Regions from separate parts of the Mus musculus genome. Here region 1 is linked to region 2. The links are chromatin loops, found by intact Hi-C in ENCODE. Cell type or tissue: heart. All regions are shown on one strand. Each heading gives the region's core, and the rest is flanking DNA. Links, peaks and the distances in the headings are about the cores only. Region 1 overlaps Pcnx2 (pecanex homolog 2). Region 2 has its middle 48 kb from the start of Gm30713.

Region 1 (15,878 bases), core at 3,142-11,141, 540 kb before region 2:
TGTGTGTGTGCTTGTGTGCATTTGTGTGCTCATGTGCATGTATACATATGCATGTGTGTATGAGAGGGTGTGTGCGTGTGTACATATGTGGAGGTATGAGGTGTCTTTCTCTATTGCTTTTCCACCCTATTTTTTTGAGACAGAATCACTCGTTGAACCTCAAGTTAAGCAATTCAGCTAGACCAGCAAACTTCAGGGACCTGCCTGTCTCTACCTCCCAGCACCAATGTCGCAGATGTGTGCCACCATGCTTGGTTTTTGTTTTTTCTTGGTGGGTTCTGGGGTCAAACTCTGCTGCCCATGCTTGTACAGCAGTCCCTCATCCACCTTATCTCCTTTTCCCCTCAGCAGTGTGTCTTGAAAGGGCTTGTATGGTCAGACATTTTATTCCTGTTTTCAAATCTAGTTTGAACCCCTACAGGGCTGGCAGTTTTCATAGAAGGTAGTGACATTTTTTTTAAAAGGTTAATTTTATGTATATGAGTACACTGTTGTTTATTCAGGCACACCAGAAGAGGGCATTGGATCCCATTACAGATGGTTGTGAGCCACCATGTGGTTGCTGGGAATTGAACTCAGGGCCTCTGGAAGAGCAGTCAGTGCTCTTAACCGCTGAGCCATCCCTCCAGCCCTGATAGCGACACTTTTGACCTTTGTGTCCACACACAAGCCAGGGGAGCTCTTCATTTTGCATAGCGGCCTTAGTCTAGGCCATTGCTTAAAGAAGATTTTTATATAAGCCCTTCCCTTCCATCTGTACCTGCTGATTCCTGAACACTCTTTCATCCTGAGGTAGTCCCAGCAAAGGGTGAGTGCAGGTCGTGCTGTGTTGTCCGTGACACTAAGCCAGTGGCTCTAAGTCAGTGATCAGCAAATGTCTGCCTTCCCAGGGTGGGCATTCTGCCTCCAGCTAGGAGATGGACACAGCGAGAGTGAGTGAACTCAACATCACTGGCGAGATTTTAACCAGGTCTGTGGATCAGGAACATGGTCTACAGTCTCCTCTTCAGTCTGAGCATGTGTGCATTAGGAGCCTTTCATGTGTGTGTGTGAATTCCAGCAACAGCTATGGTAGTGGACATCACTGAGTCTCGAGTCAGGTCCACAGAGCCTCTCAATCCCTTGGCAGAGTAGATGCCTGAGCAACTTGTCTCAAACATACATACGTGTCTGTGTTTCAAATATATTTATAGACCTTCATACTTAGTAAAAGAAATATCTGTCTAGAAACCTGCCTTTCCTCCCTTCCTCCCTTCCTCCCCTCCCCCTTTTCTTTCTTTGTTGTTTGACACAGAATCTCACTATATAGGCCAGGTTAGACACAAACTCCTGGGGCTCCTCCTGCCTCTGCCTCCTGTATGCACTACCCCACCCAGATCATTTGGAGTTTGGTTATTTACTTTATTTGAAGGCAGAGTCTCACTCTGTAGACCCTGCAGAGCTGGAACTCACAGCTGTCCTCCTGTCTCAGCCTGCCAAGTGCTGGGATAATTGGCCTAGCCACCAGGCCCGAGTCTTCATTCTTCTCATTTCAGGGCCGTTAGTTTATTCCCCGAGCACTCGGATGGATTGAATGGATTGTCCTCAGAATTAACATGGAAGGTCTTATCTTCCAGGTCATGCCTCCCCAGGGACCAAGGAGGAAGCTGTGGAGAATGAAAAACCCAACGGACGTGATCCCAAGCCAGGAAAACCAGACTTGCCAAGCCAAGACCCTGCAAATGGTAGCCCGGTGTTCACACAGCCTGCCAAGTCCGCAGCACTGTAAGGAGGATTTGGTCACTTAGCACTGAGCATAGTGAGACAGACAGTTCTTCCTATGGCGTTTCTTGTCATGCTTTGGGGGATGGTAGAGAAGTCCTGCTGGTGTGTGTGTGTGTGTGTGTGTGTGTGTGTGTGTGTGTGTGTGTGTAGGCCAGATGTTGAACATCTCCTCAGCAGTTCTCCATCTCTCACTGGACTTGGAGCTTACTGGTTTAGCTACACAGGCTGACCACAGTTCAGGGATCCATCTCCCTGTCTCCTCTCCAGCCCTGGAATGTCCCCCAGTGCTTGGCTTTGATTCACATGGGTCGTAGGAATCTGGACACAGGTTTTCACACTTCCATGGTGAACAGTTTACCACCGAGCCACCTCCCCAGCCACCTCACCATCTGTCTTAGTTTGAGTCACTACTGTTGTGATTTAACACCATGACCAACCAAAAATGAACTTGGGGAGGAAAGGGTTCATTTCATTCCCTGTTCATATAATAGTTCATCGTCACAGGGAGTCAGGGCAGAAACTCAAGCAGGTCAGGATCCTAGAGGCCAGAGCAGAGGTCACAGCAGGGTCCTGCTTACTGACTTGCGCCTCGTGGCTTGCTTGCTAAGCCTGCTTTCTTAGAGAACCCAGGATGATGAGCCCTTCCTCATCACTCACTAATTTAGAACATGCCCCCACAGGCTCACCTACAGCCAGATCTCTCGGAGACGTTTCCTCGGTTGAGGTTTCCTCCTCTCTGACGACTCTAGCTTGTGTCAAGTTGACATAAAACTACCCAGTACCCATCCTCAAAGTATTCATGTGTGTTAAGTTTCCAGGGTAGCCGGCAAAGGCACATCATCTACCGAGTGACTTCCCAACAAGACAGCTCGGTGCTGCAGGTCATCAGTGGGCCAGAAACGTCTGTGCAGGAGGAGATGTCCCTGGACGCTATGCATGTTTTCATCGATGAACACGGTAAGTCCTTATTCTATAGAGCAAGAGGCAGGACAGCCATGGCTGTCCCGGGGCTCTGCTTGGTCCTTGGTCAAGTGTTAGATATTGTACCAGGCAGACAGTCCTGGGATTGCTTTGTTGAATGCCCGAGAGGTTTCTCTCCTTCCCGCCTGGCATGTTCTATGCTCACTGCACAGAAAGCATGTTACTCACCCTGTGTGTCTGATCTCCAAGGAGAATTGTTTGGGCAAACTTTAGATTTAACCGGGTGCCTATGACTTTTGCTCTTTCAAAACTTTATTCTTCATTTATTTTGCTGCCGTAAGGTTTTATGTAGCTTAGGCAAGCTTGCAACTGATCCTATAGCTCAGAATGACCTTGAACTCCTGATGTCCCAGCCTTCCTGAGTGCTGGGATGATAGGTGTTATGTGGTCCTGGGCTCGGGAACCAGGGCTCTGTGTGTTAGGCAAGCTCTCTACCCAGTGAACCGATCTCTGGGCTCCATGTTTTGCTTTCTAAACATCCATTCCTTTACTTCCATCTCCACTGTTACAGTAACTATTTCTTGTCTTGTAATAATCTACTAATATTTTCCCTCCCAAGGGGAGACTTCAGCAGGGCACGGGCCCAGGGCCCAGTAAATATGTATTAGATATTTGTTAGACATCTGATCCTCGTAGCTTTTCCTGGTACCTTTGTATAATAATGATTTAGAGTAGTTACATGAGGAATCACCAACCAAATGATAAGAGTCATAGTCCCAAAGGCAAGGGACACGGGCTCCGGTTGTTCTGGGATGGGTCTTGGCTAATGTCCTTTTGAATCGTTTTAATTTATTTTTCAGTCAGTATTCAAAGTAGCAGTTTCCTTATGGGGTTTTGACGGTGGTTTAGTTCTGGTCAGCTCTCCCCCACCTCCCCACCCCCATCCTTTGTGAACCCTTCCATCCTACAGTATTTTCCTTCCACTCTGAAATCCCCGATGCTCTCGATGCTTCGTTTTCATCCTTTCCTTGGTCCTTTCCAGTTTCTGGGTCTTTATATACACTCACACCAACATAAACACAAATATATACAAATTGGAAAGGAGACGCTAGGACCCTAGCACAGGCTGTGAGGAAGCCTGCGCTGTTTGTCTGTCTGCGTGGCCCCGGTCCATTGTCAAGTTACTGAGTACGCAGGAGGATTCTGACTTCTGTGACCTTTTCTAGCTCATTATCTCGTGTGTCTGCAGACCTGAGAACAGCCTTCCTGTCAGCAGAAGGTCAGAGGCTGGGGGTATAGTTCAGTGGCAGTATTGGGTATCTCCATCATGGAGTTAATTGTGTTTCCTAGGCCCCGGGGGAAGGTGACCCTTGAGACTAGGAAATTGCATTAGAACAGGGGCTGATTTTCATACCTCAGTATCTCAGACCCTCCAGCAGAGCTAATGTAGCCTTGCACATTAGCGCCCTTCCTTTTCCTCCTTACCAGCCTGACACCCAGTCAAGACCACACTCGCTCACCTTCTTTGAGGCAGCCTGGACTCTGGCCTCCAGCTAAACTACATTCCTAGTGAGCCTCTTTTTGTTAGGTTAGATTCCCAGAACCTCTTAACCAAACCTATAATCCAAGAGTTTAAATTAGCAGGAGGGTTGGGAGTTCAAGGCCAGCCTGAGCTACCTGAGAAAATACTAGTTTTAATAGCCCATGCCTGAAATCCTAGCAGAAGGCTGAGGCAGGAGGATTAATAGTTGCAGGACAGCTTGGACACCAAAGGGAGAGGAAAAAAAAAAAAAAAAAAACAAAACTAAGGAAAAGCAGGGGAAAAAAAAAAAACTGTGGATTGAGGATCTAACAGAACAATACCGGTAATTAGGTAAATAGGTTAACCGCGGTGAGGTAACGCGTGGTCACCTAACGCGTGGTCACCGTGGGGATCACCAGGTAAACAAGTAGATTATTTTGTCCTAGTGACTTGCTTTAAATGCCATTCTCCTTTGCTAAATAAAGTTCTGCTTCAAGTGTCAGACAGAACAAAACAAACCCAATCACTCTACAAACAGCCTGACCCTGACGGGGCTGCCTTCAACTTGAAGACAGTAGAAACGAGCCTGTGCTTCACAGATGGGTGATACTGTCTGCTCAACTCTCGTGATTTCGCAGGGGAAGTCAGATCCTGTTACTTAAAGTCTGGAAATCAGAAAGAAGGCTCCTCTCAGCATCCACCCTTGAACCCCGACTGTGTGTCTCATGCCAGGTGAGTGGGCTTTGCCTCCAGGTCTGGGATCCACAGGCTCCCCCTGAGGAGAGTGCGGAGCTTGGGGTAGAGAAAAGGCGTTTATTTGTAGCGGTCAGGATAGAGTTTTGTGTGAAATGAAAATATGACATTATAGAAAACCCAGCAGAATCATTTTTTGTGGCCGTGGCCTTGGCAGAAGATGAACAGGATGACAGGGAGGGGACCTGTATGAGGGAACATGAGCCCAGCGGCTTGAGAACTCAGCTTTCCAGAGGTAGGTGTAGTGTCTGCCCCCAAGGCACACTGGAAATGTGGGTGCTTCTGGTTTGCAGGCTGCGCTACAGGTAGCTGAACTAGGCGTCTTTTCTGTTTCATTGAAACTGTGTTGAACAGCACCTAGTCCCTAGTTGTGTGAGTTCCACTGGTAATGAACCAGCCTGAATTGCTGAACACCCACCCCAAAGTGCACAAGGCTAGCTTAGCTGTTCAGCTCAGCTCGCCAGCTGTGAAGTAGGTCTGAGGTTCCCTGGACTTAGAGACTCTGTATGGCCGGCATCTGAATGAGTGAGCCTCCGTTGCTTGCTGTAAATGTGGAGGTAAATTTGTTATGTGGAGTGTGTTTGAAGAATTACAGGGACTACTGTGGCGTAATTGGCATGTCGTGGGCTACCCACATGGAGACTATAAATGGTGTTTTAAGAACCTGGGGGTGTGACTCCACCGGTAAGACTGAGTTGAAGCCCTCCATTTATCTTCAGTGCTGCATAAACAGAGCATGCTGTGATCCTGTAATCCTATAATCCTAGCCCTTGGGGGGTAGTAGAGGCGAGAGGATCTGAAGTCCAAGGCTACCCTTAGCTGCAGAGAAATGCTGAAGACAGCCTGAGCTACATGAGACCTGGTCTCAAACAAAACAAGATCTAACTCCTGTGGTCTCGGCTTCTGGAGTCCTGAGATATTTTTTTTTCCACAGGTGTGTTGGGATTTTCAGGGAGCCTAAAAGAAAGGACACTATTTTCCTTGTCATGTAGCCACCTCTGAAATGTTCTCTGGTTGATGTTATGACCCTATCACCAATCCTCACCTGGTCGAAAATGTCAGTGCCTGGAGGTCTTTCCTCCCCGCCGCCCCATCCTTCCCACTCTACTCAAACCCAGTCTGTCCTGCAGAGACAGTCTGTGTTTACCTCCTCCCGTCTCATGTGCATGTGCACCAATCAGAGTGGGCTTCCCCAGCCAGAGACAAGCAAGCAGACACTCAAAAGGAAAGGTGTGCATCCACCACTCAACTCGAGTTAGTGCATGCCATGACTGCAGTTTATGAGTGTCATCTAGGACAGCGGCTTTCTCAGACGATGCCTTCAATGGCAGGAGGACACAGACCTGGAACTGCCACATCCTCCTCCCAGAGGCAGGGTGGTATATTCTTCTGCTAAATTCAGAACAAATGGAAGCCTCTTATTTTATCCCATAGTAAAGTCATGAGCTTTGCTTTTGTTTGTTTCCTCTGAATAAATATACTCTACTTTCTTTACACACACACATGCACACACACATGTATTCACACGTGAATGAAGACATACATGTGTACACACATGCACACACAAGCACATATACATATGCATGCATGCATACTCACATGAATGCACATACATGCACACATGTGTGTATACACACATGTAAACACATGAATGCACACATGTGTACACACATGCACACATATGCACACATGCATGCAAACACACTCTTGTACAGCATTCAGGACAGTGCTCTCTGTGGAGGTCACTCCACGGTGTCAGGTTTCTTCTGCCTAGAAAAGAAGGACAAAGTTATGCTTACCTTTCCTGGCAGTCAACCCTTGGCATTTCCTGGCATCTGGCCAGGAGGAAGCCCGTTCTCAGCAGGTGCACTGTACCTGATTGTGAAGTGGGCATCTAAGAGCATGGTGTCCCCCTAGCAGCCTGTGATCCAACACCTTGGCACCTAAGGCAGCTTTGGCGTGTGTACTTCTGTCACTTCTGTCTCTAGCTCTTAAGGCTGTTAAGTTCTGAAGCCTCCCACCCACAGCAAATGCAGATATTGACTTTGAGATTGGAAGGGAGCCTGGTTAGGACTCCATGAGCACACCATAGAAGGTACTGGAAGAAAAACAGCTCTTTCCCTCTAAGGTGGCCTCAGTGGCTGGGAGTACCTCCAACTAGCTTGTAAAACTGCTGGATCCCATTACTGGCTGGAAGGTGACTCTCTCAGCCATTGTGAGGCCTGGTCTTCACGTAACTGTTTTATGTCCCAGATGCTCTGCTCTGAATGGGGACTTGTGAACCATGTAACTTCCGTGTCTCTTTGGGAATTCCTGGAGGAAGCTGAGAGAGGAAGTTCATTTCCCTTCCTGGCTCCCTCAAACACTGTGAGACCAGCCCCCCTCCCCCCCACCACCACCACCGCAGAGGCTCACAGAGCACCCTGAGTCACACGCTAGCTGTTCTTCAAGCAGGCGCCTCTGGGAAGGATATCTGACTGCTCTGCTCTCCCCAGAAACCTGAATCACAGCATCTCCGGGGGCTGCTGGGAAATCCTGCCTGACAGTAAATCCGCTTTGTGTTTAACTGACCAGAACACAGGACTGATTTACTAGTTCAGAGCCCAAAGTGAGCTGATCTGCCTGAAAACTGATCTGGACGCAGGTCATCAGCCCAGGAAATGGAAGAAGTTGCCTGAAAGGCTAACAAATCTTCAGGGTTGAAATGATTCTCACTGCACGTCAGACATCCACTACTCCTTTATAGGCTTTGTAACTAAAATTTCACTCTCCACCCCATGCATGAGTGTATGTGTGTGCACACGTGTGCGCGTGCATGTGTGTGGTGTGTGTGTGTGTGTGTGTACACATGCACACATGTGCATGTGCAGTGCATATATAGGCCAGAAGGGAACTTTAAATCTCACTTGAGACAGAGTTTCTCATTGGCCTGGAGTTCTCCTAGCAGGCCAGGCTGGTGATGAGCCCCAGGAACACACGCCTGTCTCTGTCTCCTGAGTGTTGGGATTACAAGCTCACCTCAACAAACTTCACTGTGTGGGTTCTGGGATCAGAACCCGGGTCCCCAAACTTGCAGGGCAGGCACTTCATCGGCTGAGCCTTTGCTTGGTTTTTGCTTGGTTTTGTTTGGTTTTTGAGACATGCAGCCCAGGATGGTCTTGAACTTTGATTCTCCCTGCCTCTGTTTCCAGTTTCTGGGCTGACTGCCATGCACCACTAAGCTAGAGTGAGAGCTTCTGCTCTTCGTCCCATGAAAATTTGTCTACAAATGTTCTCCTTTGACAGACCCAAACCTTGAAGTTAACACTGCTCCCACATCACCTCTCATGGGCCATCCACCTTGTATTTCCTTTTTTGAGACCTGAGCCTCACCAAGTAGGCTGGGCTTCCCGGCCAGTGTGTGCCACCGATCCACCTCCCTCTGCCTCCTGAGTGCTGACACACCACTCCTGACTTTTGTATGTGGGTTCTGGGCCTCACACTCAGGGTCTTGTGTGTGTGTGGCAAGCGCTGTATCGACTGAGCCGTCTCCTCAGACCGTAGCTGCACCTGGCTTCCGAAGATGGGAAGCAGACAGAGACATTCCAGAAATAATCACCCGTTTTTTTGTTTTTGTTTTTGTTTTTGTTTTTTTGTTTTTGTTTTTTGTTTTTTTTTTGTTTTTTGTTTTTTGTTTTTTTTTTTTTTGTTTTGTTTTTTTTGCTTTATTCCAAGGAAGTGAAGACCTTGAGTTTGGAAAGACAGGGGTGGGGACAGCTGTGGTGAGACTGATGGGTGCTCAGAACAGGGAGATGTGGGGCTCCTCAGTGAACCCCACCAGCTGCCCTTTTGACAGCTCTCTTTGAGGATATTTATCCTCAAGCAAAGAGCGGTGTCACTGTTGGTTTGAAGATAAGTGTTTGCTGCATCAGGGTTAGAGACTTGGAAATTCTTGCCGGCTTTGATCACACAGAGGGGGGTGGGGGTGGGGGGATGGTCCCGGAGCAGGCCTTCCTGTGGTTTCTCCCACACCCTCTCTGAGGTGTGGTTTCTCAGTCTTTGTTGATCTCTCCTCGTCCTGGACTGGTCCTCATCCCGGGGTCTCACTCAGACACGTGGTTAAGAGGTGCTATTTCTCTCCAGGCCCCAGAGTTCCAGGAATAAAATTCCAAGCGGAAGCTGAGGCTTTGTGGCTGCACACACCCCCGGCTGCCACATGAGGGCACTCTCCATCCACTTGATTTCCCTCTGCAGCCTCTCAGAGGCTTCCCTTTATTTGTGCTGTCTTATGAAAGGGGAGTTGATCCCACATCAAAGCCCTCTCCCTGTTAGAAACCTCCCTCCCATCCCCCATCAGGCTGATGTCCTTTAGTGTCCTCTACAGCCAGTGAGCCTGTTACACTAACTTCTGTCCTAAGGCATCCCTCCCCACCCCCTTCCCACCCATCCCACAGTTGAGTCGGGAGCCTTGGGAAGGACAGGCAGAAAAGATAAGGTCTCCAGGGGGGCAGAAAACACTTGTTTTACAATCTGGTGAGGATAAGGAATTTCCGGCGATACTTTCTCTGTCACTGGGAGAAAGCAGCACTGGCCTTGGATTGTTCTTGCAGCTTCCCCAGATGGGTAGGACAACGTTAGGAACACAGGGACTCTAACCACTTTCCGTTTACCCCAGACCCAGCCCTGTCCCACCCAGCCCAGCAGAGATGCCAATTTGGAACAGAGCCTCATACTGTGTAACCCAGATTAGCCTCAGACTTCCAGCTATCCCCCTGCCTTAGTCACCCAAATGCTGGAATTCCAGGTTGGAGCCACCAGGGCCCAGCTCAGCTTCAGCCTCTTTGTTCCCTTCCGGGGCTGGTTCGTTCTTGTCACCCCTACACCACCAACCTCCCCCCTCATGTTTCTCTGAGTGCTCCAGCCTCTGCTTTGACCCTGAGGAGAACTAGTTGACCTGAGACCAACCCAGCCTCAGGCTGATGGAGACCTGGTGGTGTCACTGAGAAGGTCATTCCAGAGAGTGGGCTCTCTCCATCCCTCAGATGTTTCAGAGGAGGTGGGAACGTCCCTTGACATCCCTAATAAACAGTCCTGGAATAAATGTTTATTAATGCAGCAGAGAGCACTGGTCTCATGATCCTTTAATGCTGTAGCCGCCACAGCCTAGAGGAAGAGGATAGGCCCTGGAGGAGCAGCTCCATTTGAGGTACAGTCTTGCTAATCACAGGCTTGTCCCTCCAGGCTGCCCAGGAGCCAGCAGAGGTGACAGTGTGTGCTTGTGATAAGGGCCCAGCCACATCTAGTGAAAATAGTTCCTTGAGAGGGAAGCTGATCTGTTGTTTGAGTCTTTGTTAGATAATGATGAATGAATGCTGGACCTTCTTCACCATTGCAGTCGGAGCCAAGGCATTATCTATGGGAAGGCTGGCAGCCATCTTGCTACCTAACAGGGAGACTCAGGCCAAGTTCCTCATCAAGACGCAACAGCGAGACCAGAACCTCTTACTTACTTGTGCCTGACGTAGAGGCTCCATCAGGACGTTCTGTTCAGTCCGTTCTAGTTCCTACACCCCTAGGAAGGAAACGCCTGTCTCTCTCTCTCTCGGGCATAGAACCAAGGTGGCCAAGCCATGTGCTTTAAGCCGAGGCAGTCAGCAGTACAGCACTGGTTTGGATCCATTCCTGTTTATGACATAGTATTTTGCAATTAGAAGCATGCTTGCTAATGTGCAGGAACCGAGCCCAGAAGTAGTCCCTCCTTAGAGTACCACATCTTGGCAGGAAGCATCAGCAGGTGTGTATCTAGAAGAGCTGTTTCTAGCACCTTCTGTAGCAGTCAGCAGTAGAAGATCCATATACCTCTAGCTCCCCCATGTGTGGTGTGGTCCCCTTTCCTGCCCGTATGTCAGCCTGACCTCTCTCACCTGAAACGTAGCCTAGTTAGTTTCTTGGCTTCCATGCAGTTCTCACACAGCAAACTTCCGAGTCTCTGTCCTATCCAATCAAGGAGCCCCCATTTTGATCTTATCTCACTACAAGGTTCCAGAGCAGCGTCACTCAGTGCTGTCCATGTAAACAGAGTCGAAGTGAAAAGCTGTCCTGATAAATCCGGCGGGCCACTCCATCAGTGGGAGGTGTGGTGAGCTGATCAGCAGGGAGAGCGCTCACAAGGGAGCAGACATTCCGGAGAACATAGTGTGCTAGTGAGCCGTTCTCACGGCTGTGACCAAGAACCTGACAGCAGAGAGTTGACAGGGGGAGGATTGATTCCACCTCGTGGTATCAGAGGGAACCACCGTCCATCATGTTAGGGTAGACAATACAGAAGCGTTCTTCACTTTCTAGTAGGCCAGGAAACAGACTGAATGGCGAGCAGGCCTGGACTATAACCTTCACATTCCACCACCCCCAGGGTCTCACTTCCTCCAGCAAAGGCTCCACCTCCCAAAGGTTTCACAGCCCCTCAAAAACAGCGCCACCAGGTGGAGAGCGAGTGTCCAAACACATGAGTCTTTGAGGGGCCTATTTGAGTTCCAGACTGTAAGAAACGGGTCAGCACACTCTGCTCTGGCAGATGAACTGAGTTTCATCCCCAAACCATGAATGCAGGTTTGGAGTTTGGGGGTTCTGTCATATCTTCTTATCCTGTCTGAGTTTCATTCCCAGATCAGAAACACGGGTTCAGAGTTTTGGGGTTCTGTCACATTCTCTTACCCGGTCTGCACCTGGCATGGTTCTTTGTAAGAAAGGCTTCATTGAATCATCTCTAGTCACAAATTCCGTCATACAAGAATAGAAGATTCGTGTGTGTGTGTTTGTGACAGAGAGACAGAGAGAGGAATGGAGAGAGGGAGAGAGGGAGAGGGAGAGAGGGAAACTAAATGAACACAGAAGTCAGGAGATGAGAAGGGAAGGGTCGTGGGAGTATAGTGAGCAGTAGAGGTTAGAGGTCAGTACACATTGCTGACACACCGCTTCCCTCTATCAACACAATCTGCACTGCAGGCTACCGAAGTCTCAACTCAGAACGAAACACGTTGTCTTGGAAAGTAAGGCATTTTGGCTGGGGAGATGGCTAGCCCATAACCACCAGCCGCACAGTCTGAATCCTGCCCCTAAATTCACATAGAAAAGCTGGGCATAGTGACAGCACTGGGGACGGTAGAGCATGGGGCTGGCCAGCCAGCTAGCCTAGATGGACTGCCAAGTTTCAGGTCAAAAGTGAGGGACCTTGTCTCAAAAAGTATGTCGGAAAGGGGCCGGCAAGATGGCTGACAGAGCTCATCATGCAGTTGGAGGCTTGAGTCCTCTCCCTGCAACTCTCAGAAATACAGAAGGCAAATGTGGGGTTCCTCCACTAATAAAATAATGAAGGTGGGTGTCACCTGAAGACGAACACCCAGGGTTGACCTCTGCTTCCACATGAATGCACACACGTGTGAATAAGTGTGAGAGCATGCACACACACACACACACACACCTCACACACAGGAGACAAGTTGCTTCTGAGTTTGCTGGGTCCCTTGTGAGTTAATCCAGAGGCTCAGTGCTCTCTATGTTCAAGGACCTAGCGGGTCCCTCGGCTCTGTGTTCCTCTGATCTGTATCTCACGGGGGCAAAGTGGCTGCTAGTAACTAAAGGTGCTTTAGTCATTATCATCTAAAAGCCAGAGAAAGTCAGCCCATTGCTTTTATTTTATTTTATAAGAATTAGAAAAGCTTGTTCATAAACTTCCCTGTCCCTAGGTGACTCCTTAGAACTTTGTTTTATATCCAGTCCAAGCCAAGTACTGGCTGGACGAATGGATGATGGGACCAGTCTTTTTACTAGGGCCAAGGATGGATAGAGTCTCTCTCGCATCCCTGACACACCTGGGTTAGCATGCAGTCTTAGCTGTTTGGGTAAAGTGGGGCTATGTTAGTAGGAGTTCCCTTAGAACAACCCCGAGCTAAGCAGACCAATAGGTGTCTCCTAAGCGTGTAAGCAGCTTGCCGAGAAGCCACATGGAGTGTGCCTGAGTTTTTGCTTTCTGAGCTGAAGCAAGGACTGAGGCCTGAAGTGAAGATGGCTCATCCAGTCAGAGCACTTACAGCTCTTGCCAAGGATCCGCGTACAGTTCCTGGCATCCATATCAGACCGTCCACAACTGCCTGTAGCTCCGGGGGATCAGCCATCCTCTTCTGGCCTCACTGGGTACTGCACACACACAGTGCTTGTGCACATAAACAGGCACATGAGTATACACACACACACACACACATATGCATACATACATACATGCATACACGCACATATAAATAATAATTACTTTAAAAGCTAAAAGAGCCAGTACTGCAGTTATTCAAAGAGCTGCATTAAGTCTCGTCAACCCATGTATGATTTAAGACAGACACTTAAGCTGTTTGACAAAGGCCACTTTTCCAAGGACCGTGTCTGGCTACCAGAAGCATCTTCTTGTATGTAAGTGTGCTCTCTTGCTTTAGGGTGTTTGGGGTGATGCCGACAGAGTGCTGGGGTTCGGGATCCAGCAGAATGACGTAATTCCTTTTCCCATTACTGTGATCAAACCCCAGCAAAGGCAACTGGAGGAAGGAAGGGGTTTCCCTGGCTCACAGGTTGAGGGTGAGCTCCATCATGGTAAGGTGGGTGTGGCTGGGAAGCAGAGAGTGTTATGGTCATCCCACCTCTTTATTTATTTAGTCCAAGGCGTTAAGGATCACACACTGTTCCGGGCAGGTCTGCCTGCCTCCATCACCCCAATCTGGAAACTTCCTCTCCGACCTCCCGAGAGGCTTGTCTCTTAGGCAGTTCTGTAACCTGCCAAATTCGCAATTAATGTCATCATTACACGGGTTCTCATTCCTGCTTCTTCTGGTTGGGGCCTGCGAACTTCCAAGTCTACCCGTAGTGGTCGCTGTAGTCACATTAGTGTACAGAAAATCAGAGCTGAGCACCACCTGTGTCTGGGCCGAGGGCTGTAGGCTTTGCACCTGTAACCTGCCTCACACCTCACACGCAGAATGGTAAACTCTTTATTGAGACATAAGGATCAGGACCCAGTCCATCCCTTCCTGTGCCGCACATCCCTGTCTCCTTGGGTTTCTGTGTAATAAATAGATGTGTTCTAATGCAAGCTGGTCAACACAGGGCTATCTTCCCTGTTCTCAGAGGGATTCTTCTCAGCTCCTCCAGCAGCACCGCTACAGGAAGTCCAGATCCATCCTCAGGGGACCCTGCAGTCAGCGCCCTTCAACAGCAGCTGTTACTCATGGTAGCTCGGAGGACGCAGTCAGAAACACCACGGGTATGTGTGTGCCAGTGTTGCTGTTCGTGGTTGTTGTAGAAGCCCTGGATCTTCTCAATAATGTGTGTGCGTGCGTGGATGTGTGTGTATGTGCGTGTGTGCATGTATGTGTGTAAGTGTGAGTTTATGTGTGTGTGGTGCATGCATGCACAGGCACAGGCATGCACATACATGTTCATATCAGTGGATGTATATGTGGATGCAGGTACACATGTACATGTATGTATGCAAGTACACACGTGTGTTTGGAGTCTGGAGGACAGTCTCAGGTGTCTACTTGGAGTTCTACTGTATCCCCTGCCCAGCAGCTCCTGAATATTGTTCTAAGGGCAGGATGGTTTTCCTTTTCTATGCCTTGTGTGTGCATCAGCATTTTATGTGCAGGATAACTTCCTGGTCCTTGAGCTAAGTTAACAAGTTCTGCCAAGAAGGTGAGAGCCTGCTCTCGCCCAGGGCTCTGCAAGGGTCTATAAACCAGCGAGCCAGTGTCTGTGTCATGCTGAACACAACCGGGTTTTTGGACATCAGTCACTGTCCTTAAAGTTGTATATTACAATTCCCAAAATCACCCAGGGTGTGTGTGCATGTGTGTGAGTGTGTGTGAGTGTGTGTGAATGCGTGTGTGACTGTGTACGTGTGAGAGTGAGTGTGTGTGTGAGTGTGTATGTGAATGTGTGTGAGTGTGTGTGAGTGCGTGTGTGAGTGTGTATGAGTAAGTGTGTGTGATTGTGTGTGTGAGTGAGTGTGTGTGTGTGTATGTGTGCTGTCAGCATGTGGGTTCTAGCACAGGCTGACATGTTTTTAGGGTTTTGTTGTTGTTGTTGTTGTTTGTGGTGGTGGTTTTTTGTTTTGTTTTGTTTTAATGTCTCTCTTGCTTTGGACTTTGATCTGTGTGAGTTCTTTGAGACACACATCAAAGCTCCACTCTTCCAGATTAAAGTGTACTTTTGTTTCGGCTGGGTGTGCGGAGATGCTTTAAGGTAAATTCTCTGAGGGATTTGGAGCATCCATGTAGTGTGACTGAGGGATGCAAAACAGCAGGGGCCGGAAGAGGGGACTGGTGGTCCTGAAGCCTCAGAGCCTCAGGTCCCTGTCACCCCACCCCCAGCCTGAGGCAGGCAGTCTTCTATGCAGCCCCTTGGGTGGGAGAGCTGACTGTAGGGTAGATTCAGTTCACCTGAATGTTGGGGTCCCAGACAGCAGAGATGGCTGTTGGTGGACACCCCACCATCTGCTTGGACTTCTGTTGTAAACTCTAGTTCCTCATCGGGTCACCTCCTGGTGATCTCACTGTTGGTCACCTACCTCCTCCACTTCCTGCATCATCTTTAAGTTTGTCTAGATTTGCCAGACTCTAAAAAACTAAAACACACACAAATACAAACAGACACACATACACACACACGTGAGTTCACACACACATATGCACACACACATGAGCACACAAAGAGGTACACATTCAAGTGCACATACACAAACATAAGCACACATACAAGTGTTGGTGCACATGCGTGCTCATGTGTGCAAAGGCCAGAGGTCAACATCTGCTGTAGTTTGTCAGTCATTCTCCACTTTAGTTTTTGAAGCAGGGTCTCTGTGGCCTGGTGCTCACCAAGAAATCTAAACTGGCTGGTG
Region 2 (15,878 bases), core at 4,633-12,632:
TTAAGAATTACTGTGTGTGGAGGTGTGTCGATCGGCGTGTAGGTATGCCTATGAATGTCCAGGTACTCACAGAGGCCACTAGAGTCCAGTCCCTTAGAACCGGAGTCACAGCCCGTTAGGAGCCTTCTCACGTGAGTGTTGGGAGCTGCATTGCTTTGCAGAACTGAGCAATTGCCTTTATCAGATTGGTCTACGGGCCTGTCTTGGGGAATTGTCTTGATTGATAATTGGTGTAGGCGGGACCAGCCTACTTTCAACCATCCCTTGGCAGGTAGTCCTGGGTTGAATAAGCAAGCTAGCAGAGTGCCAGAGTGAGCAAGCCAGAGCCAGAGAGCGAGCCAGCAATCAGGTTCCCTACGGTTTCTGTTTCAGGATTCTGATTAAGTTCCGTCCTTGATTTCCCTCAGTGATAGATTGTGACATAAGAGTATAAGCCAAATAAATACACACGCACATGTGTGTGCACACACGTGAGATTGTATACAAAGGGGCTCTAGCAGGCCCAAACATGGCAAATATGGCTCTGGCAGACCTTGATCTTCTCCCCCATTCCCTCTGCCTTGCTAAAACCCAGTTAGATTCCTAAAGCTAGCCACCAAGGTCTATTCCTTTATTTGGCAACTTCCTCCTCCTGAGGCTGACCATCAAGGACCAGCAATCAAAGTATTGAAGTCCAGCAATCAAAAGCCCACTTTGGCTCACCTAATTAACATGCTCAATTAAAGTTAAACACTTCATCCTAACGCGGGGCTTTCCTCTTTCCCTTTATAAACCACCATTTGCCTATGGGCCACATCTCTCTCCTCTCTATCCAGAGGCAATTCTCTGTGTCCCACCCACTCCAGTACAAATACCCCTCCCCCCTCTTGTGAATGAATGTTTGTCTACTTGTGTGTCTGTGTACCATTGGCATGCTTGATGCCTGTGGAGGCCAGAAGAAGCTGTCAGATCCCCTGGAACTAGTGTTATGGGTGGTTGTGAGCTACCATGTAGTTCTGGGGACTGAACCCTGGTCCTCTGTAAGAACAATCAGTGCTCCGAACTGCTAAGCTCCCCACACCCCTCACCCATGCTCAAACTGTTTTATGACAGCAGCAGAGAGAAAACTAGAACAGGGTGCCGGAGAAAGTGGCGAGATAAATGCTCGTCTTCTCAGCCGTCTCCTCAGCCTGCCTCCGAGTGTCCTGCGGTTTCAGGGCAGAAGAGGGAACTCTCTTAATTATTTATTATAATTTTCCTATGGTTTACTACCTTACATATTTTATGCCTGACAAATATGCGGCCTGAAAAATCTTCCCCACAAATCAAAGATGACTTGATGGTTTTGTGGAGTTAAAGTTTTTAATCCCGAGGGAGCACATGAGCATGTGGGGTATTTCTGGGGGTTTGCCTTGTGGATGTTGCAGTGGGGTGATCATCTATGTGCGGGCACTGGCCTGAAGTCTGGGATCCCAGGGGAGGAGGGCAAAGACATCTCAGGTATTTAGAAGCAGCAGTGAACCCAGGGGAGTGACCTTCTCGGCTATCAGACACATCTCCAGGTCCCAAGACAGAAACCTAAGCCTTTTCCACAGCTCAGAGGCCCAGAGTGCTCAGCACCTCTCTGATCTTTTATCCCTCTCTCCTGCCCGATTACTGGAGGCTGAGGAGAGGACAGTGGCTGGCTCTGATGTGGAGCTCAGAGCAGCCCACGGAATATCCCTGACAGGCGCAGTGTGGCTGCCAGACAACCAGGCTTGCTAGCTTTATAGAGACTCTCTTGCCTGAACCCTCTTTCAGAATACTTCATCTAAGTTGCCACAGGATGTGACCAATGCCTCAGGATGCCACCCACAGATGTTTGAAGGGTCCCTGGGGGGCAATAGAGACCTCTCATCCCTTCCTCTGCTAGCTCGGTGACGAAAGAGCCGGGTGAGTGAGTCAGACGTGGGCAGAGATTGTCACACATAGATCAGTGTGTTTACATCCTAGAGCAATTGGAAGAAAAAAATAACTTGTTGTATCTCTCCACAAGTTGATGACTCATCCATTCCTTGCGACGTGTTTTAGCTAAGAAGTAATAACTCTTCATTAGGAGGCTGCCCAAGGGTGCTGAGTTGCCATGGCAACGGCCCTTCACACAGACAGACGTTCATGATCTCCCTAGGTATCTCTTCATCTGACATCATTCCAGGACATTCAGTATTTGGACCGGAACATAGAAGTATGGCAGACATTTGTTTACAAGGATGGGCATGTCTGTGGCGGTGCCTGAGTACCCGAGAAGGGCAATTTGTCAATTTATATGGGGTAGAGATATATTTAGTCCTTGGTTATGGAAACTAGGAAGGCTGGGAGCATGGGGTTGACGTCTTCTCTGCTCATGATGAAGCAAAGGGTGTCACATGGTGAGACACGGCAAGCTGGTCAGAGGAAGTGAAGGTGCTAAGGAAGCCAGTCCTGAACAACCTGTCACTTGGTTAATGCTAGAGTAAAGGAGAGTGTTCAGTATCTCCTCCTTTCGGTAGTGCTTCCCTGGGGACCAGGTTTCTAAGGCTTGGACTTTGTGGAATATATAGCAGGGTGCATATAAGTGTAATAGATGTATGTGTGTATAATATATGCGTATATATATTACATGTATAATACATATCATATAATACATGTATTAAATAATATATTGCATGCATATATGAATATATTACACATGTGATACATATTGTATAACACATGTGCATTATAATAATACATATCATATATATGTATGTGTGTACATATGCAATATAATGACACTATATAATTATAATATAGATGCTTTCTCTAGGCTGGACAGGACCCTTGCCATCTTGAAGTAGAATAGCTGTGATCCTCATGAGATCTGGTCTGTTAATGTTCCTGCATGGAGGAATGGGAAGAATTCACCAGGCAAAGGAAGCACAAGGCCTCCCAAATACCCCCACGAGTTCCCTCCTCTCCCAAAGATGTCAGTCACTATTAAGTATGAAATAAAGAGTTGACTGGGCTGGGACTTGCTGTCAGCGTGGCTGCCCTTGAGTGCTCTTGTTCCTGTAAACAATCTCCACAGAGCCACCCATTCACTCCTTGGACGAACACTTCCCTTTGGCTTGTTGATGTCCTCTCTATTTGGGATGAGCTGGTGCCACTCGGGTCTCCCTGGGAGGGGGTGGCTAGATGGTCTCTGGTAACCTGGCTGCTCTCCGCTGCCTTCTCCAGCAGGAGGTACCACACAAGCCTCATCGAAGCTCCTCACTAACTCTGGCTCCGTGTCCAGGCAGCCAACAGACTCGGGTTCTTCTGACTCAAAACGGAAAGGAATTCCAAAGATGTGGCTGCTCCCACTCTGGTGTACTATCAGCCATGCATGGAGCCTGACAGGGAGGAGGGCAGCTGCAGCCACAGCTGAACACTGGAGTCACCCGTGAACCAGAGCCCAGTACCACTCAGGGAAGGGGAACAGGCCAGAGACATTGGTGTGGAGGCCCGCAGCCTCAGGCAGGGCGAGAGTGGTTTACACAGGTTGTGGCTCACCATCAAGGGGCTATCATCTTGGTCCTTTGTGGGTCAAGAGAGTGAAAGTTAGATTTGAGAGTTTAAGGACAACCTCAAGAAGGCACGTGTATAAATAAGAAGGCAAGACTTCCAGTAGCTTCCTTCTTCTGCTGACCAAGGACTCTTTGTATCAACTCGTAAAACAAACTATTGTAAACTCTTCCAGCAGCAGCATCAGTGTGCTGTGAAGTACAGTTCTGTGTTGGTGAGGAGCCCTGGGGTATCTCTACCGCACATTGCAATCTTTCTGTAATAGTCAGGTGATGGTAAGCATCGGTCAGGACACAGAATCACTGATCTGTCCCTGTTTTAATCAACATAATCAGTGGTCACCAGGACTCAGGAAGATAGCTATTCTGTGTTACAAGGGGTCAGCCTACATCTTATGCTGAGTCCTTTTGAAACCCCAGTCCAAGGTATTCCAGTCACTGAAGTACACTAGGTCTTTACCAGATGTGCTCTGTGTGCTCGGCTCTGGCCTGTCCTCCTCTGTCCCCAGACAGCAAATTCCCTTCGGGTGGGAGAGATAGCAAAGGAAGAACTTACAAGGCACCTGGCATGCTTGTCTGTGCTGACCGTCCGACTGGCACGGCTGGCATTAATTGGTTTATTCTGACATCCCTAAGCAGTGTGAGTGCCAATGAGAGCTTACCTCACATAGATGAGAGCCTCAGGAGAGAGAGAGAGGGTGAGGAGCTTGCTCAAGGTCACACAGCCAGCTGGAGGAGGAAGCATGATTCACTCCCAACAATTCCAAAGTGGCCCTGAGCTATTTTCAGCTACACTCCTCAATCTTTTGAGTCTCTGAACCCTGCAAACAACATGGTGCCTGCTGAGAGCCCTTCTGGCCAGCCACCCCCAGAGGGGGAAGTAGAGTCTAGGGAACATGGAGATAAACTGTGGCTAGTTACCGGTGCAGGTAGCAACCAGCACCTGCCTTGTCGATAGTGATCAAATAGCCACGGTAAGAAGGAATCCTGATCTGAGGAGATGGCTCAAGGAGGCAGAGTACTTACTGGGTGGCTGTGACAGTCTCAGCTCAGGTGCTCAGAACTCACATGAGGCCAGACTCAGCAGCCCACACGTGTAATTCCTGTTCTCATGGCGAGTTGGGAGGCTGAGATAGTAGAATCTCTGGCTTACCTGGTGTATACAATGGTGAACATTCTGCCCCAACATGATAGAGAGCAAGGACTAACACCCAAGGCTGTCCTCTAACCGCCAAATGCATTCTGGGACACTTGAACACTTGCATCTATACACCTGTACTCATGCACACAAGCACCTATGCTCATACAAACACCTGCACTCATACATGCAAACACACATGCTTGTCACTCATTATCATGCATATACATGAATATACATGTGCATATACATCATACATGAACATAAACATACATATCATCATCCATACATGTGTGCATATATACAACAAAAGATTAAGAAAAAAAAAAGAACCATTCCCCGCCCCATATGTTTTCAGGGGACTTCAGGGAAGATTCTGCTGTCATCAAAAATACATATTCAGACGGAATCTGTGGTTCCCAGAGTGCTGGGATAGGTTCCCAGATGGGCAGCACTGGGGAAGCACACAGATCCACAGAACTGAATGCCAAGACATTTTATAATCTAGTTCCTTCCCTGGGGCATGGTCCAGGCAAGGCTGTCTTGAGCCCATGTTCACACTAAAGCTTACAGGTGTTTGTTAATCAAATATCTATTATGAACATGATAGGTATAGCGCCTGTTCAAGGTCTAGGGATCCAAGGTGAGAACAAGGGCTTATCCTGCCCTCTGTGAGCTTGTGTTTAAGTCATGAAGGATAGACACTAAATGGCAAGTGGCAGACAAGGAAGATGACATCTGCAGGCATTGCATGTGGTGAAGGATGACGGGGCAGGTAATGAAGCAGCAGATACTGAAGCCACACTTCAAGGGGACAGGGTCAGGGAAACTTTCCTAAGAGATGACATAGCAGAGCCTCCTGGAGCCAGCAACTCTAAAAGCATCCTGGAAAGATGGCTTCTACAAATGAGAGAAGCGCTTTGAGGTGGGATGGCTTCATTTCCCAGGGACTGACTGTTAACAGCACTGAGCATGGAGTGAGTTCTCACGCAGAGGACCCATAGCCAAAGCTGTAGTGTGAACTTGCTCTCTGTGCAGCAACGCACACTGGAGGGGGCTGGACAGGAAGTAGAAAGATCATATCCACTTGTAAAGAAAATTTGACCTTTAGGTTCCCTTCAGCAGCTTCAGAAGTCCTGGAGACAGGTGCCAAGCTCAACTTTAGCACTAAAAGACTTTCCTTCTGTCTGTAGCTTATTATGTTGAAAATAAGCTTGACTCACTAAGATTAAACACTACAAAGAGCTGTCCCCCCCAGCATCCCTTTCTCTCCTTTTTATTTGGCGCACACGCACACACACACACACACATACACACAAAACCTCCTAATGCTGCAATTCTGATCATGGTGTACTTTTTAATTAAGAAAGTATATCAAACATAAAAAGACTCTGGGTCAAAATGGGCAAGCCATCTTCACTTTAATTGATGTGACCGCGGCCATTTAGATATTTCATATTTGTTATTAAGCCTGCAGGGAAAGTGGGCACCCCAGGTCATCAGACCAACAGAAAGGGAACCGCTCGTCTAATTTAGGTCTAATTTGGATTAGTGCTGGCTAAGGGTTCTGTAGGTCAGCCAGGCCTATGTCATCAGAGAACAGAAAACAAGACAGTTATATTTCATACTTTAACCTAGCCACTCATGTCCATGGGAGATAGAGCCCTGTGGGTGGCAAGACTGTTTCATTCTTAAGACTGGTTGGAAATTTGCTGCAGTGAGTTCCATAGCTCCATGCTTCAGTTTCATGATGCCCACCACAGGCAGCTGGGAAAATGAATGCCAGCAGCCGCCTAATTAGATGACCCCAGCTAAGGAAGACAGGGCCTGTTACACAGAACACTCTCTCATACCCTCTGCCAGCTCCTGCTCACAGTGGAGTCTGTAATGCTCTGATTTCTACCTTTGAGTATCATAGAAGGGCAGAAAATAAAGGAAGAAATTGCTTATTTACCTGTTAACTTCTACTATAGATGGATCTTGGACACACGTAAGAATCTGACTCCAATCTAAATGTAAGAGGGGTGTCATGGGAAGGAGTGTTCTATCCATCATGAAGAGTTCCACGCAAACTGTTCAGCCCTCCTGGACTTCTGACCCTTCCACCCAAACCCAAAGGACAAAAAAACAGGAAAAGGGGCATGAAGTCTACACAGGAAAACACACATGAAGGCCACACAGGAAAACACACATGAAGACCACACAGGAAAACATACATGAAGACCACACAGGAAAACATACATGAAGACCACATAGGAAAACATACATGAAGGCAACACAGGAAAACACACATGAAATACACACAGGAAAACATACATGAAGGCTACACAGGGCTTTTTAAGGTCATGCTCAACAAACCACTGCAGGAGAATACTCAAGTTGATAAGGTTGCCTGACCCCATTTTTCTTACCTTTGTGTCACCATGACAGGAATACTTGACAAGAACAACTTAAGAGAGGGTTGTTTTAGCACATGGTCTCAGTCAACGATGGTGGGAGGGCATGGTAGAGGGAGCCTATGAATTTCTCACATCGTGGTGGACTGGGCGCAGTGGTCTGGGATTAGAGGCTGGGGAGAACTTTCTAAGGCCTGCCCTCAGTGACCTGCTTTTACCAGCCAGGCCCTACTTGGTGACCATCCCACAACCAGGATATTCAGCAAGAATTAACTCAGTTCTTAAAAAAATATTTCTGTGCGATGCAACTTTGCAATTGAGTTGTTGATTTTGTTTTTGAGACAGGCTTGCATGTAGCCCAGGCTGGCTTTTGACTTGCTAGGCAGCCAAGGCTGACCTTGAAAACCTGAGTGCCAGAGTCACAGGTGTGCACTCAGCTGGATTCATAGCGGTTATGTATAAAAACAGAATTGCAAAGTTCCTTGAAGTTTAACAAGAAGCTCCTGCCAACCTGCGGAACCTGCCTGAATGCGGGAAGAGGCTCCACCTCTGCCTCAGGGGGCAGTGGTCCTGCCCTGCCCTCCTCTGGCCAGTGAGCAGACTCCTCTTTCCTCCCAGACCTTACTTCTTGATGGTGGTACCGTTTGAATTCCAGCTCTGAGTCTGGCTTCCATGACCTTCAGACACGGACAGTGTGCTAAGGTGACACCCACTCAGAATGTCACCGAGAGGCTCCCTTCAGATGTGGAATTCTGAGATGAACTTCCAGTCCTGCCTTTGTGAACCACATGGGCAGTGTGATCCCAGGCTTATAAATTTTATAACACCCGCGAATGCTGGAGGAGACACATTTCAGAGATGGTTAAACAAGACCCTGAATTCCCTCGTGGACTATTTTTAAGGCTATCAATCTCTGTATTTGTCTCAGTTTACAGCCCTAATAGCCATTCTTTGCCTGTGTGCACACCCATAAATAAACCGAACGTAAAGGAGAAGGTAATTTAGATATAATGGAAGAAGCAACGCCTACACTGTCCATCTCGGGTGACTCAGCTCTTCCTCGCTGCCTATCACTTTTTGCGAGATCCTAGCTGCACTCCGTTCTGTAGACGTACTTTGCAGGCAGCAATCTGATTTCCAAAGGCTCCAGGAAAGACTCCCAGGATGGAAGATGAGTAGCTGAAGGAATTCTGAAATGCCAGAAGCCACAGCCCCAGAATGTACCCGGGAGCCCCGGGGGCGTTTGTGTACTGCAGCTAAACAAACACAAACGTAACAGCGCACACTTCCTACCACCCGGTTCTCCTCACATCAAAGTTTATTGATATGTTCAGAGGCCCAGATAGCGCGCAGATGCCCACATCAAAGGGCCCTGGTTGGAGCAGGCTTATCTGTCAGTTCCTAATTTCTGCAGTGCTTGCTCGCTAGTTCAGAGTGTCTGTTCTGTTTCTCTTTGTTATGCACAAGAATAATGTTGCAAGTTTGAATTATGAGACTGTCTCTTTGTTCACTTTGTTTTATCTCGATACATAGCTCCTGACCCAAAATATAGCTCTCTCTTCAGGAAGAGTAAGAGATAGATTAATCTCAAGCCAAATAGGTATGACTGTCCTTTTTGGCTTTCTGTTGCTGTGGTAAACACCATAACCAAAAGTAACAGGGAAGGTAAAGGTTTGTTTGGTTTACAGATAATAGAGTCCACTGTTATAGTTAGGGTTTCATTGCTGTGAAGAAACACTACGACCAAGGCAACTCTTATAAAGGACAACATTTAACTGGGGCTGGCCTACAGGTTCAGAGGTTCAGTCCATTATCATCATGATGGGAACCAAGGCAGCATCCAGGCAGACATGGTGCAGGAGGAGCCAAGAGTTCTACGTCCTCATTTGAAGGCAGTTAGGAGTTTCTCTTCTCACTGGGTGGAGCCTGAGCATAAAGACCTCAAAACTCACCCCCACAGTGGCACACTTCCTCTGACAAGGCCACACCTCCTAATAGTGCTACTCTGTAAGGCCAAGGATTCAACACACATGAATAGGCCAAACCCATTCAAACCACCACATCCACCATCAAAGGGACCCAAGGCAGGAACCCGATTAGCTGTCACAATGAACATAGTCTGGGAATGAGATTCTGGTCACCTCGGAGAGCACATTCCAGTGTGGAAAGAGTGTTAGGGAGCTACAGAGCAAAGGGAAGTTGTGAGGCAAGGCAGTTTTAAAAACACATTAGTGGAAATACTGGGTAGCTTGGTTATAGCAAATGAGGGAAAACTCACTTGGCTCCGTGTGCTTAGGTGCTGCCTGCTGGCATTTGGAGCTTCTGGGTTGGTGGAAGCTGGGGGTGGGGATGGGGGTGGGGGTGGGGTCTGTTGCATTAACACATCCCAAAGACTTAACCTGATAGTTAACACACAGCGACCTAGGACACACACAGACACACAGAGAATGAGAGGAAAGAGTTAAAAAACAAAAACAAAAACAAAAGATTGCCCTTTTCTGTGCTGTAAATCGATTAAAATAAAATACAGCTGTTATAAAGTTAGAGTCCCCGTGGGATGAGGGACATGCAGGAGTCCAGTAGGTCTCCCTCCCCATCCACAGCTACAAGCGACTCTCGCCGGCTCCTTGCTCTTCCGAAATTTCATCAAGACTGCGAAGGAAAGATGCCCGATGTGGCATTGTGCTCACACGACGCTCTTCCTTTGTCCTTCCTCTCCGTAACAAATCGCCTCTAAAAGCACACAGCTTTTGCTGCCTCGCACGCAGCCACGCCGCGTGTGGCTACTTAAGATGAAATTGAATCATCAATTATTCATTACAGAATTAGAATTAGCCGAAATGAAATACGGCGGAGATCCTCGAAGAAGACCTCAGTGCTCCGTGCCCCTGTGCCCAGCGACTACCAGCGGCTCTCTTCTGAATGTGGGCCAAACACACTTGTTTGTTTGTTTTGAGACAGTGTCATTGTATAGGCCTGGCTGGTCTTACCATGTAGCACCGGCAGACTTAACTCCAAGTCCTCCTGCTTCAGCCTTCCAGGTGTTGGTGTTAAAAGCATGAGCCACAGGGCCCTGAAGCTGTAACTGTTGGCACAGTGTGGAATTAATGCTTTCTGTCCTCACCCTCTTTGGTTTGGTTTTGCTCCCAGGATCTTAACCGTAAGAAATCAGAGCCGCACCCCTGCCTGGATTCAGCATCCAGTGTGGGAGGCAGAACGGTTATGAACCTGGACGGGCGCCCACTCCTATTACAGCTAAGGACTCCTCTCTCCCTGCGAGGGTCCTTGAGAATCATCCACAGAAGAGGGTTTGGAGATGCTTTCAAACATCGGGGGAGATGTATCCAAATGGAGCAGGCTCCTCATTCCATCTTCCCTCCTGCCTTGTGGGCTAAGCAAACAGAGGGGCAGCCCTCCTCCTATCCAGGCGGGGAGTGTGGCATCTCAGGCTGATTCTCTGGAGCAAAACCTCAGACAAGTATACAACTCAAGGATTATCCTAGAAAGAAAAAAACAAACAAAAAGCAGTGCAGCCTCTGGGCAGCTCACTCCCGTTTTGTTTTAAGTCTCAGCCTCAGTCTCCCGATGTAGCCTGAGGGTGACCTTGAACTTCTGACCCTTTGACCTCCACCTTCCAAGTACAGAGATTACAGGCCCGCAGCACCACACCTCATCAGTACCATGCTGAAGACAGCAGTCAGGCCTTTGTGCACAATAGGCACTGGGCCCACGGACCTGCCTCCTCAGCCTGCCAGGCATCTAACGAACCAAGAAAAATCTTGAGGTGCTAGGCCAGCACAGAAACAGTCAGGTGCCCCCCTCAAAGCTCACACTTTTGCCCCCTCCTCCCCCTGGGGGCAGCCCAGCCTCCTTCCCTGCTATGCCCTTAGCATATTAATATACGCCACCCAGACTGTTGCCTTGGTGTCTGGTTTTAAATGATAAAATTTGCCTGGAGTTTAACTCTCAGCTGTGTCACCCCACCTGGGATACCAAGAAGAGAAAGGACACCTGAGGTCACCAGAGACGTCGAGTTTTATCTTAAAAACCATACTAGGGTGGAAATAAATATACAGGGTGGCGAGAATGGCTACAGGTAACAGTCATGCACACAGTCATATGCATATGCACACAATTGTGTGTTGGTGAGGATTTTTTGATAACTCTGTTTGATGTGTGAGTGCATATGTCTGTGTGCTTGTGAGTCGGGTCACGTGAGTGTCACAGATTCGTGTGGAGCTAGTAGGACAACTTTTTGGCTTTCCATACTGGTTGAGACACAATCTCTTTGACACTGAATATACCAGGCTAGCCAGCCCTCGAGCTCCTGGAATCCTCCTGTCTTCACCTCCTGTCTCTCCATGGAGGCCATGGGTTTCTGACACTGGTGCTACTTTTATGTGCCCAGCTTTTACGTGGGTTCTGGGATCTGAACTTAGGTCACTAGGCTTGCATGGATAGAAGCACTGTGAGCCATTTTCCTGGACCCTGAGTTGGTGGGTTTGTTTGTTTGTTTGTTTGTTTGATGTGGTTTCACCTGAGAGTCACAGCCCTTTTGAAGCTGTTTCTGGAGTCAGGTACACACTAAGATGCTCCTATCTGGGAAAAGTTCTTCTACCAAGCCCAGATGCCAAGAGACAGCTGTGTCTGGGCAGTGGGTGCTTCATCTCTCAGACCACCACTGTACTGGCTGGTTTTGGGTATCAACTTGACACAAGCTGGAGTTATCACAGAAAAAGGAGTCTCCCTTGAGGAAATGCCTCCATGAGATCCACCTGTAAGGCATTTTCTCAATTAGTGATCAACGGTGGGAGAGCCCATTGTGGGTGGTGCCATTCCTGGGCTGGTGGTTCTGGGTTCTATGAGAAAGCAAGCTGAGCAAGCCAGGGGAAGCAAGCCAGTAAGTAACATCTCTCCATGGCCACTGCATCAGCTCCTGCTTCCTGACCTGCTTGCATTCCAGTCCTGACTTCCTTTGGTGATGCACAGCAATGTGGGAATGTAAGCTGAAAAAACCCTTTCCTCCCCAGCTTGCTTCTTGGTCATGAAGTTTGAGCAGGAATAGAAACGCTGACTAAGCCACTCCTCTGTGCAGAGATGTGACACTGGCTTGAGGAGAAGGGCAGCTCCCTCTGATCCCCCACCTGCCCGCCCTGGCCCTGCCTCTGCTCCAGCTCTGTGTCACTTGAAGCCTGAGTAGTTTGCATTCCAGCCATGCAGACAGCAAGTGAGTCCAGTGAGTGAGGAGAGAGAGAAGCCTGGATGGGACCCCCCTTTTCTTCCATGATGTCATGGTCGTGGTTCTCGATTCATTCCTAAGAAGCCCGACTGTGCTAAGACCCAGGGAGGAAGCTGAGCCATCACCACAAGGCCCTGAGACTCATGACTCTGAGAATTCAAGCTACTAGGAAATGGGTTGGGCTTAAATGACAATTCAGACGGGGTGGGGGAAACGGAGGCCACTGAAAAGGGGGTTTTAAAGGAAAGGCCAAGTAGGGACAGATGGACAGAAAGGGCAGGCTTAAAGTCCAGGAGGATTAGAGTGCGCCTGCGGAGGTCAAGGAGTTGAAGTGACAAACCAGGAGTGGTTGCCAGGAGGAATCAAGAGACAAATGGCAGGCTTCTTACTCTAAATACTTGCCACTCCTCCTTCTGTCTTCACTACCTCCACCGCGTTCTCTTCTGAGTTATTAAACAGCAAACAGTGCTCCCCTCATTTCAAGTCTCTCCTCCTTCCCTCCCTCACCCCTTCTCTCTCCCACTTCTTGGTTTATTTTTCCACCTCCTCTACTCAGGCTCCACCTCCTCTACCCAGGCTCCATCTCCTCTACCTCTTCTACCAAGACTCCACCTCCTCTACCAAGACTCCACCTCCTCTACCAAGAATCTACCTCTTCTACCAAGACTCTACCTCTTCTACCAAGGCTCCACCTCTTCTACCAAGGCTCCACCTCTTCTACCCAGGCTCCACCTCCTCTACCAAGGCTCCACCTCTTCTACCCAGGCTCCACCTCCTCTACCAAGACTCCACCTCTCTACCAAGACTCCACCTCCTCTACCAAAGCTCCACCTCCTCTACCAAGACTCCATCTCCTCTACCAAGACTCCACCTCCTCTGCCAAGGCTCCACCTCTTCTACCAAGACTCTACCTCTTCTACCAAGGCTCCACCTCTTCTACCCAGGCTCCACCTCCTCTACCAAGACTCCACCTCCTCTACCAAGGCTCCACCTCCTCTACCAAGACTCTACCTCTTCTACTAAGGCTCCACCTCTTCTACCCAGGCTCCACCTCCTCTTCCAAGATACTACCTCTTCTATGAAGGCTCCACCTCCTCTACCAAGACTCTACCTCTTCTACTAAGGCTCCACCTCTTCTACCCAGGCTCCACCTCCTCTTCCAAGACACTACCTCTTCTATGAAGGCTCCACCTCCTCTACCAAGACTCCACCTCCTCTACCAAGGCTCCACCTCTTCTATGAAGGCTCCACCTCCTCTTCCAAGACACTACCTCTTCTATGAAGGCTCCACCTCCTCTACCAAGACTCTACCTCTTCTACCAAGGCTCCACCTCTTCTACCCAGGCTCCACCTCCTCTACCAAGACTCCACCTCCTCTACCAAGGCTCCACCTCCTCTACCAAGACTCTACCTCTTCTACCAAGACTCTACCTCTTCTACCCAGGCTCCACCTTCTCTACCCAGGCTCTACCTTCTCTACCCAGGCTCCACCTTCTCTACCCAGGCTCCACCTTCTCTACCCAGGCTCCACCTCCTCTACCAAGACTCTACCTCTTCTACCAAGACTCTATGCCTCTACCAAGGCTCCACCTCCTCTACCAAGGCTTCAACTCCTCTACCAAGACTCTATCTCCTCTACCAAGACTCCACCTCCTCTACCAAGACTCCACCTCCTCTGCCAAGGCTCCAACTCCTCTACCAAGACTCTTCCTCCTCTACCGAGGCTCCAAATCCTCTGCCAAGGCTCCACCTCCTCAAGGTTTTATAACCTTCCCAGAGCCATCACTAGTTGGGGACCATGTGTTCAGACACATGAGACTCAGGGGGCATTTTACTTTCAAACTACAACAATTATGTACCAGTTATTCCTTGTGTGTAACAAGTAACTCCTCAAACCTGTAATACAAGCACAGCATTTCCACAGTGAGCAAGTCAGAACCCAGGTATGAGGAAGACAGTGTCTCAGGTTCAGGCTTCTCTAAAGCCACAGTGAGGCTGTCTCCCAGAGCTGTCGCCATCTCATGACTGTGGCTGAGACCCACTTCTATAACCACATGGACAAAGGGGTATTGTACCCTCTTCTGGGTGGGCCTCTCCATGGGCCTTCTCAGTTCTGAGCATCCAGGATGGGTACAGAGTATTTGTACTGCTCATACAGATCAGCTCAAGTTAAGTATAGGAGGATCCATGGAGGTCACTTCGGCTTCCATGGGCTGAAGTAATCAGATTGCCTTTTGAAGAGATTGCTCTTACTGAGATAGTGAAGATAAACTGACAGACCATGTGGAGATGTAAGAGACCAGCTGAGAGGCCACAGCTTGCTGCCTCCCAGGGCTGCTGAGATGACCAGAGCTCAGAGGAAGAGGTCGATGGATTGGAGAAATAAATAATTTAACAAAACAGGCTCTGGAGATGACTGGGGTTGGAGCAAGGCAGAGCCAGGGATTTAAGACAACTTCTGGTTGTATGCTAAGAAGAACCCCTTACATTTCTGTCTTGTACAACCAAATGTGTGCAAGGTTCTAGTCAGAGAAGAGTGTCACATAGACCTAGCCATGCTCGTGATGGAAGAGGGTGTTTGATTTCAGTCCTATTGGGTTTGGAGTGAATAGAGAGCCTCCAAGAAGAGGTTAGGCTCATAGGACTAGGCTGCCTGGCATTTGAAGGCACACAGATGCTGTTCAATACCACCAGGAAACCACCTAGAAAGAGAAGTCCTCTGGATAGAGGACAGCCTCGGGCCAAACCTTCAGAAAAGTCTGCTTCTCCCGGCCAGTGACAGACTGCGGCTGTGTGCAAAGGATTTCGATTAATTAAGAAGGTCTCCAGGGTAACCACTTAGAGGATATTCACAGAAACCAGCCAGAGTCTGCTGGGGACTAATGGCCCTCCCCCAGCAACCACTCCATGCCTGGTCATTAATGTGCAGATGATCTCTGCCATTATCCCCAGGAAGGACTGCACACATGCTTGTCACCACCTGAGAAGTGACTGGGCAAGGCCTGATAACGAGCTTGGCTTTCTACAAGACCATGATGGCCCAGGGCTTCAGCAGGCAGCGAGGGTTGAGAAAGGTCTCAGCATTCCTTTGGCAGTGACTGAGTCAGAACCAGGCTGACAACACAGAGTAGGTCTGCAGGGCTGGTGGGGGTCTAATGAGAGCAATCTGGGCCAAACCTCATTGATCACTGGCTCCGAGTCCACTATCTTGGCAGGAAAGTTTGTCTGGGTCCCCAAGGACTGTGCTACTTAGAATGGTTACTCTGTGCCTCTCCCTGATGAACAATACCCCGAGGAGTCGGCCATGTGTTATCCAGGGAGGCATCTGAAAGGTCCGTACAGAGCACACTCCAATGCAGCGCCATATTGCAAGGCTGTTTCTAGGTATGAAAATGGCTTTGGCTCAGAGGGTGTACATGAGATTGGAGCTCTTGCGGAGGATTCTGGGGCCTTGTAACTTTCGTCTCATTGTTTTCTTTCAGTTACAGAGATGGACCAGAGCCCTTGCTGGCTGAAGGATGAGGTCTCCCAATCCCCATCACTCAGTGTGGGCCCACACTCTGGTT

The links. A loop is a pair of places that touch in the nucleus more often than their neighbours do. Peaks named below come from ENCODE experiments on the same cell type or tissue, not always from the same donor. Only the 100,000 strongest peaks of a DNase experiment are listed, where the experiment ranks them.
Region 1: a loop joins it to region 2, with 3 times the contacts of the local background. A loop is called at or near these places in 5 of 42 quality-filtered maps.

What each region holds. Positions count from the first base shown.
Region 1 is chr8:125,864,288-125,880,165 of GRCm38, reverse strand. Pcnx2 (pecanex homolog 2) reads left to right here. Exons shown (of 34, transcript NM_175561.4): 6 at 1,617-1,764; 7 at 2,576-2,721; 8 at 4,846-4,939; 9 at 14,108-14,243. Among named protein-coding and RNA genes, the nearest start is that of Gm46061, 20 kb to the right of the region's middle. In heart, for the core only: no CTCF peak of the experiment used is centred there; no DNase peak of the experiment used is centred there; H3K4me3 peaks cover 656 bases; H3K27ac peaks cover 3,026 bases; H3K27me3 peaks cover 626 bases.
Region 2 is chr8:125,330,186-125,346,063 of GRCm38, reverse strand. No RefSeq gene overlaps it. Among named protein-coding and RNA genes, the nearest start is that of Gm30713, 48 kb to the left of the region's middle. In heart, for the core only: a CTCF peak has its summit at 7,654 (motif pointing left); no DNase peak of the experiment used is centred there; H3K27ac peaks cover 5,805 bases.